Regions from separate parts of the Homo sapiens genome. Here region 2 is linked to region 1. A link is an interaction called in ENCODE POLR2A ChIA-PET data of the cell type or tissue named here. Cell type or tissue: GM12878. All regions are shown on one strand. Each heading gives the region's core, and the rest is flanking DNA. Links, peaks and the distances in the headings are about the cores only.

Region 1 (4,394 bases), core at 236-4,235:
CTTTTGGTGTTTTAGTCATGAAGTCGTTGCCCATGTGCTAGGCTGAATTCTAAGATGGCTGCCAAGAGCTGGTTCCCTCCACCCACTTCCTGCCCTGTACAATCCCTTCCCCTTGAATGTGGGCAGGCCCATGAATATGATGAGATAGTCACCCTTGAGTAGGTTACATTATATAAGAGTCTATCTTATTGGATTGGTGCCATATCGTTGTGAGCTGCCTTTGAAGGGAGCTGTGTGGCAAAAAGCCAAGAGTGGCCTCTAGGAGCTGACAGCCAGCAAGGGAACAGGGACCTTGGTGACACAGCCAGAAGGAAACTTGGAAGTGGATCCCTTCCCCATTGAGCCTCCAGATGAGAATACAGCCAGTTGACACCTTGACTGCAGGCTTGTGAGATCCTGAGATGAAGACCCAGATAACATGTGGCATATACTTTTGACTGCAGAAATCGTGAGGTAATAAATTTGTGGTGTTGGCCTGGCACGGTGGCTCACACCTATAATCCCAGCACTTTGGGAGGCCGAGGAGGGCAGATCATGAGGGCAGGAGTTCAAGACCAGCCTGACCAACATGGTGAAACCCTGTCTCTACTAAAGGTACACAAAAATTAGCCAGGTGTGGTGGTGTGCGCCTGTAATCCCAGTTACTTGGGAGGTTGAGGCAGGAGAATCACTTGAACCCAGGAGGCAGAGGTTGCAGTGAGCCGAGATTGTGCCATTGCACTCCAGCCTGGGCGACAAGGTGAGACTCTGTCTCAAAAAAAAAAAAAAAAACTTGTGGTGTTTCGGCTGCTAAGTTTACAGTCACTGGTTATGTACCATAGAAAATGAATATATATAGGGTGGTCAAAGAAAGTCTCTCTGAGAATGTGACTTGTAAACTGAGGGTGAGGAGTCAACCAAGGGAAGAGTGACAAGACAGAGAGTTCCTGGCAAAGGACTCTGAGGTGGGGAAGAAGTGAAGGAGTTCAAGAACAGAAAAGTGGCCGGTCCAGCTAGAGCCCAGCAGGTGAGGGACGGAGAGAGGAACAAGAGGAAGGCAATGTGGATAAACTTTTAACCTTTTACAAACACAGGACACTTCTCTCTTACTCAAGTTCAAAGCCACATCTGTGAATGTGGTATCAGATAAGCTTCTATAAGAAAGGGACTCCAAAACAGAGTGCCTTAAGTAGGAGAGAAGTTTGCTTTTATTCCATGCAATGGAGCAGAGGAAGGTGAGAGGTTTAGAGCTGGTGTGGTTGGTTGCTGGCTGGATAGACGTGCAACTTTCAGAATGTGGTTTTTTTTCCTGGGCCTGAGGTGGCTCCTTCAGTTCTTCCAATTTTCCAGCCAGTGGGAGGGGAAAAGTAAGAATGGAAGGCTTGGTGTTTCTGTATTAAAACAACAACAACAACAACCACCACCACCAAAAACACTGTGATTTGGAAGTTGTGCTCATCGATTCTGTGCTCAACCCGTTGGCCAGAGCCCAATCCTGTGACCACACCTACGGCCACAGAGTCCCGGGTGGGTGTCTCTAGCTCACCCCTGGGGAGTCCCATGTCTTAAGAGTTCCCTGCTAACTCAGAGCTGTGTTTCTAAAAGTTAGAGTATAGCCTCTGGAGAACAATGAGCAGTCTCTGTCCCAGCTTAACCTTATTTAGCCATAAGGCTGGACACATCTTTAGCTTTCTCCCAAGGCTCCAGGATGGTAGAGGTGACATTCAAAGTGGACTGTCACTTGTCTTCTCTCATCTCTCCAATGATTTCCCAAGAATAGAATAGGATGAGCAGCCAAATAGTGGGCGCGAAGGCTTGTCTCTTTCATTTCCAGCACAGCCCTGGAAAAAAAATCTCCCTACCTCACCTGCAATCACTCCTCCCTGGTCAGAATGTTTCTGCCATTTGGGCTTCATCTTATAGCCTTCGTGCCCATCAGCCCTGAGGGCAGGCAGTTTATGTGTTTGGCATGCCCTGTAACTCTCCAGCATTCTGAACCTTTACTGCAAGTCAGAGGCATTTATTAATGCTGCTAATAATAGTACCTAGCAGGGAAGGACTGGCACAAACATGCAAGAAGCAGCGTTTCCCTTTACTGTGCTTTCATTGTTCACTGGAACATGACAGATGGAGATAAATTCAGACTTGCCTTTTCAGTTCCGTCACTTGGGTTACTGATCCCATTACTAGAAGTTGTGCTTTGCTGGTGCCCGTAGAAACATGCAGCAAATAACAGGCTGTAGGGTGTTCTCATGCTCCATTCGTGCAGCCTGAAACAGAAAAGTTTGGTTTCTGAGAAAGCTGCAGGTTCCATCTCTGTAGCCTGAGGTTGTTTTGAAATGAGGCGGCCATAAAAGCTGAGCACAAGCCGAATCTTGCCTGCCTTCTTGCTTGCAAAGTGCAAAAAGGCAAGCAGAGAAAGCAAAATTACCTGTCTTTGTGTGCCTTTGTGTATCCCTATCTCTCAGTCTTTTACTTTGAAAAATTTCTCTATTTAGAACTGTGTAAATTGATATCAATTGCTAATCTCATTGAAGCCAGGTTTATGCCAAAAACTATGCAGGGAGCCTCCCAGGTATTATTTCTTTTGAACCTCGATAACTCAGTGCTATGTTGTTATTCCCATTTCATAGAGGAGGAAACCAAGGCAGGGAGAAATTCAGGTTATATGTTCAATGTAGCACAGTTGGTAAGGGGCAGAGGTAGAATTTGAACCTGTGTTTTTGTGACCCTAGAACCTGCAGTGGCAACCCCAATATCCTATTGCCTGTTGAGAGAGCAGAGGAGAGTTTGCAATCTCCAGTTGCTTCTTTCCACCACGGGCTGGCAGCTACTGGCCATTCCTATTGTGGAAAGCAAAAGGCATCCCAGCCTGGGAAACCAGCTGGATTTCATCACATCAGCTGAAGTCACGTCAGCTGACTTCAGGTCAGCTGAAGGTGTAGTCACCTGCCTCCACTTCCACTTTCCCTTCACAACTCTCTGTCACCCCACTCACCCCAGTCCTGACACACCAGATGGCTGCTTTTCTACCTGGTTAGTTACTGGGTACTGCAGGCCTCTGTTTCTCCAGGCTTCTTCACCAGTGTTTCTGCTGCAGGATAGGTTCAACGCAGCTTTCGTTGGCTGGTCTAGGACTTGATACAGTGGGCTGCACACTGAGCTCTGAACCAGGAATTCACAAATAAGTTGTTAGGACCTGCCGTGGTCTGAATGTGTTCCCTCTCCCCTCCCCCCAACAAATTCATATGTTGAAACTTAACTGCCAATGTGATAACATTAAGAGGTGGGGCCTTTAGGAGATGAGTAAGTCATGAAGGCTCTGCCTGTTACGAATGGGATGAGTACTCTTATAAAAGAGCTCAAGGGAACTAACTAGATCCCTTTTGTCCTGCCTTCTGCCATACGAGGACATAGCAATAAGGCACCATCTGAAAGCAGAGAGTAGCCCTTAGCAGACACTGAATGTGTTGGTGCCTTGATCTTGGATTTCCCAGCCTCCAGGACTGTGAGAAAATAAATCTCTGTTCTTTGCAAATTACCCAGTCTTGGATATTGTGTTATAGCAGCAGAAACGAACTGAGACAGGACTCTACTCATGTATTGTTTGATGAGTCTCCCGTAGTCCTGCCATAAGAAACTGAGTGCAGGCCAGGTGCCGTGGCTCACGCCTGTAATCCCAGCACTTTGGGAGGCCGAGGTGGGCAGATCATGAGGTCAGGAGATCAAGACCATCCTGGCTAACATGGTGAAACCCCGTCTCTACTAAAAAATGCAAAAAATTAGCCGGGCGTGGTGGTGGGCACCTGTAGTACCAGCTACTCAGCAGACTGTGGCAGGAGAATGGCGTGAACCCGGGAGGCAGAGCTTGTAGTGAGCCGAGATCGTGCCACTGCACTCCAGCCTGGGCGACAGAGGGAGACTCCATCTCAAAAAAAAAAAGGAAAAAAATAAAGGAAACTGAGTGCAAAAACATGCCCGTGCAAAAGTGATCTGTTGAGAGTAATGTATCATGTTGTGAAGGGGTTCACTCACTGTGAGAACATGGTGGAAATGAAGAACACTAGCCTGGGATTCAAGTGAAGCTGTCCTTTCCTGAGCGCTTACTGTGGACTGGGCACTGTGCTGGCCTCTTGCCTACCTGATTTCATGCAGGCCTCAAAATTGTTTTGTGAAGTAGGCTGCCTTATCGATATTTTACAAATGAGAAAACTGAGGCTAGATATATTAACTGGCTTTTCAAGGGCGGTTTGACTTGTAAAGTGGAGTCTTCAGTTTCCAATGCCAATGTTCTTTTTTCTTTCTTTCTTTCTTTTTTTTTAACTCAGCTACTAATTTACTTTATAATCTTAAGGGGAAAAAAACCCTTTTGGCCTTATTTTCATATCTTTAAAATGAGAGGTTAGATTAGATCA
Region 2 (4,394 bases), core at 177-4,176, 470 kb before region 1:
TAAGGCATAGCACTGTAGACTTGAGTGTGAATTAGAAATATCGCTGTCAAGTCATGAAATGTTTTTTACCTTCAAAATATATTCTCTAGTTCTGTTTACTAAAATAGCCCCCATATATTGACAAGTCTACCAAGTAACATAGGGCATCCCTGGAGCCCAGCTTGTGATAAAGAAATTACACTTTTCACTAAAAGAAAACCAGAGCTTCTTGGATAAATGACTGATTCCAAACCTGTGGCAAAAAAAAGTACAAACTAGGCTGGGCATGGTGGCTCACGCTTGTAATCCCAGCACTTTGGGAGGCCAAGGCGGGAGGATCACTTAAGTCAGGAGTTCGAGACCCACCTTGCCAACATGGTGAAACCCTGTCTCTACTAAAAATATGAAAATTAGCTGGGCGTAGTGGTGCGCACCTGTAGTCCCAGCTACCCAGGAGGTTGAGGCAGGAGAATCGCTTGAACCCAGGAGGCAGAGGCTGCAGCGAGCTGAGATCATGCCATTACACTCCAGCTTGGGTGACAGAGTGAGACTCTGTCTCAAAAAAAAAAAAAAAAAGAAAAACCCAAAAAAACAAAAAACAAACCAAAAAAAGTACAAACTTAACCTAGAACATTTTGTAATACCAGATAGCAAGGACTCTATCAACTACTAGGGTCATTTCAAAATGACTCAGGCGTCAACTTGAAGAGATTCCTAGTGGCCACAAATCAGACAATTTTAGCTTCAATAAGGACAAGAATTGGAATGAACTGAAATACATCGAATATATTTACATTTCTGAATTCATAGTAATAAAAAATTGGTCTCCTTTGAAGGATAACAATTAATTCATTATTTCAAAAAATGGATAAATAAAGGAAAGGAATTGGGCGTTATCCTGACTTTCCTATATAAACTATACTACTGGGTAACCACTAGCAGATGACGGAGGCCAGGTGTGGTGGCTCACACCTGTAATCTTAATTATTTGGAAGGCTGAGGTGGGAGGATTGTTTGAGCTCAGAGTTCGAGACCAGCCTGAGCAGCATAGGGAGACCCCATCCCTATAAAAAAATAAAAATAACTGGATATAGTGGTGTGCACCTGTAGTCCCACCTACTTGGGAGGCCAAGAGGAGAGGATCACATGAGCCTATGAGTTTGAGGTTATAGTGAGCTATGATTGTGTTCCTGCACTCCAGCCTGGGCAACAGAGGGAGACACTGTCTCTCTCTCTCTCTTTTTTTTTTTTCTTTTTTCTTCTCTTTCTTTTTCTTTTTGAGACAGAGTCTTGTTCTGTCACCCAGGCTGGAGTGCAGTGTTGCTATCTGAGCTCACTGCAACCTCCACCTCTGGGGTTCAAGCGATTCTCCTGCCTCAGCCTCCCAAGTAGCTAGGATTACAGGTGTGAGCCACCATACCCAGCTGTTTTCTTTATTTATATTTTGTTTTAAAATAAAAAGTAAAAACAAAACCAATAATGCTTTCCTGTCCCGGCCTGTGCGGCGTGGGCTCGTGGGTCTCTGAGACCCAAAAATGGAGAGCGTTTTCGCACCCCAGGGACTGCTCCTGGCAGCTCTGTGGCTGTCACCATGCCACAGAACGAATATATTGAATTACACTGTAAACACTATGGATACCATTTGGATTACCATGAGAAAAAGGGAAAGAAGGAAAGTCGAGAGGCTCATGAATGTTCAAAGAAGGGAAAGAAAATGATTGGTCTGAAGGCTAAGCTTTACCATAAACAGCGCCATGCTGAGAAAATACAAATGAAAAGACTATCAAGATGCATGAAAAGAGAAACATCAAACAAAAGAATGATGAAAAGACTCCACAGGGAGCAGTACCTGCCTATCTGCTGGACAGAGAGGAACAATCTCGAGCTAAAGTACTTTCCAATAGGATTAAACAGAAACGAAAAGAGAAAGTGGGAAAATGGGAAGTCCCTCTGCCTAAAGTACGTGCCCAGGGAGAAACAGAAGTATTAAAAGTTATTCGAACAGGAAAGAGAAAGAAGAAGGCATGGAAGAGGATGGTTACTAAAGTCTGCTTTGTTGGAGATGGGTTTACAAGAAAACCACCTAAATATGAAAGATTCATCAGGCCAATGGGCTTGCATTTCAAGAAAGCCCATGTAACACATCCTGAAATGAAAGCCACCTTTTGCCTACGAATACTTGGTGTAAAGAAGAGCCCCTTGTCCCCACTGTATACAACTTTCGATGTTATTACCAAAGGTACTGTCATTGAAGTAAATATGAGCGAATTGGGCCTTGTGATGCAAGGAGGCAAAGTTATTTGGGGAAATTATGCCCAGGTTACTAACAATCCTGAAAATGATGCATGCATAAATGCAGTCTTACTGATTTGACAGCAATTTTATATATAATTATTGAGGACTACACACCAATTGGAAAAACTGCCATTGCTGTGATGTTTCTGAATACTACCAAACAGCCATACATGTCTGCAATGAAGAGATTTATTAAATTGTAAACATTTAAAAAGTAAATTAAAAAAAAAACCCAATAATGATCACACATAGAACAGACCTGAGCCCTCCCACAGACAAGGCTAGCCAAACCCAACATAGATCAGACAGGCTTCAATTAATCCAAACTGTGAACATGAAATAAATGCTTACTGTTTTTTACACCTAAGTTCTGGGATGGTTTGTTACACAGCACTGTTGTGGCTTTTGCTATCTAATACAGTTCCAATTCAACACCTATATCAAATCTTGTCTAATTTCACTATTGAATGTGGAAAAGACCAGATACTTGTTTACCTAGCCTACCCAACAGTTAATGATGACCACAAGACTCAGTACTTGGAAATAAGCCCTGAGGAGAATTCTCCTGTGGGGGGTTTCTGGTAAACATTTTCCTTCCTAAAGAGTGGTATGTAAAGAGCCTCTCTCACTGTCCTGGCTTCATATACCCCTGTCTTCCTGAATTTTGTGTGACAGTGTGATGCTGGGAGACATTTGCTGCCAAGAGGCAAATAAGTACCTGGATGAAAAGTCAACATTCTGAAGAAGTTGGAGCAAAAAAATAAAAAGTCTAATTTCTTGATTATATCTCCCTATCTTCCTTCATATTTCTTGGTTATGTAAGTAATAAATCCTAGTTGTTAGTTTTTCTATTACTTGCAGTTTACTTTTTTGTTGTTTTTTTGGTAGATCTCCTCTGTAATCAACCTAACTTTCTATTACTACCTAACTCAGACAGCTTAAAAATGTTCATAGTCTTTAATTCAGTAAGTAGTTCCATTGCTATCAATTTAGCACAAGAAAGTAATCCAAGATATGGTCAAAGAATATGTATCAAGGTATTATCTATAAGGAGAAAACTAGAAGATAATGTAAAAGTTCAATATAGAAGAATGATTAAATAAATATCGATAATATACATCCATTAACCTCTATCTTTTTGGAGAATACTTAAGGATATGGAAAATGCTCATGTGTAATAAAAAAATGCATAAAACTGTGTGAGTTATGTCAGAGAAAAATGGAAGAGTAAGGATCTCCAAAAATTCTCTCCACCATGAAAGCAACAAGAAGAAAGCTAGCACAATTGTCAGCATTGACCAGAGAATGTTGATTCAAGAAAAATAGCTGAATTTCAATAAAAGCAGTGAGTTTTGTGGCATTTTGATTTCCCTTATTCCCATCCTTTTCTTCCCAGTTCTGAAGTAGGGTTGAAAATCAACATCCCACAATCATGTTTGCATCTTTCCTTGTCTCGCCTGGCCTTTTCTCTTCTCCTTTCAACCCTGTGCTTGCACTTCCCAATTAAAGTATCAGTGCTGTAATCCTTGCCTCAGGCTCTGCTTTTATGAGCCCTCAGGCTAAGAAGAATGAATATACATTAAAAAACTTGAATAAAACCTTCTGATATCTACAGTAGTAATTGTGGAATTGAGTGTCCTTTATTTTTTTCTTTACTTTTTGGTATTAGCTGTGTTTTTGTCATGAACATGTTTTTCAGAATTAGTAAAAGAAACAAAACCCCAAAACAAAATACAAAAGCAACTGGGTTCAGCATGCCTCTTCCAAGAGAATTATTTTTACTTATCCAGAAATTAGGCAGTTACCTAAACAGTCTTTTGGGTTACTGATATGGCTTGGATGCTTGTCCCTTCCAGATCTTATGTTGAAATGTAATCCCCAGTGTTGAAAGTGGGGTCTGGTAGGAGGTATTGGATCATGGGGGCTGATCCCTCATGGATGGTTTGGTGCCATCCCCATGATAATGAGTGAGTTCTCTCTCTGGTAGTTGACATGAGAACTGATTGTTTAAAGAGCTTGGCATCTCCTATACCCCGCCACCGCTCTTGCTCCCTCTCTCACTATGTGATGTGCCTGCTCCTTCTTTGCCTTCTGCCATGAGTAAAAGCTCTTTGAGGCCT

Evidence for each region. Peaks named below come from ENCODE experiments on the same cell type or tissue, not always from the same donor. Only the 100,000 strongest peaks of a DNase experiment are listed, where the experiment ranks them.
Region 2: POLR2A ChIA-PET joins it to region 1 with 7 read pairs; 2 of 35 experiments call an interaction of 5 or more read pairs at or near these places.

What each region holds. Positions count from the first base shown.
Region 1 is chr12:94,045,697-94,050,090 of GRCh38, reverse strand. LOC105369913 (a long non-coding RNA gene) reads right to left here. Exons shown (of 4, transcript XR_945223.3): 3 at 3,013-3,144; 4 at 2,053-2,249. Among named protein-coding and RNA genes, the nearest start is that of PLXNC1, 100 kb to the left of the region's middle. In GM12878, for the core only: no CTCF peak of the experiment used is centred there; a DNase peak (open chromatin) is centred at 2,150.
Region 2 is chr12:94,519,048-94,523,441 of GRCh38, reverse strand. All of the region lies in intron 2 of LOC102724960 (a long non-coding RNA gene), which reads right to left. It also overlaps the pseudogene NSA2P2. Among named protein-coding and RNA genes, the nearest start is that of LNCHR1, 25 kb to the right of the region's middle. RefSeq lists an enhancer at 1,491-2,074. In GM12878, for the core only: no CTCF peak of the experiment used is centred there; no DNase peak of the experiment used is centred there.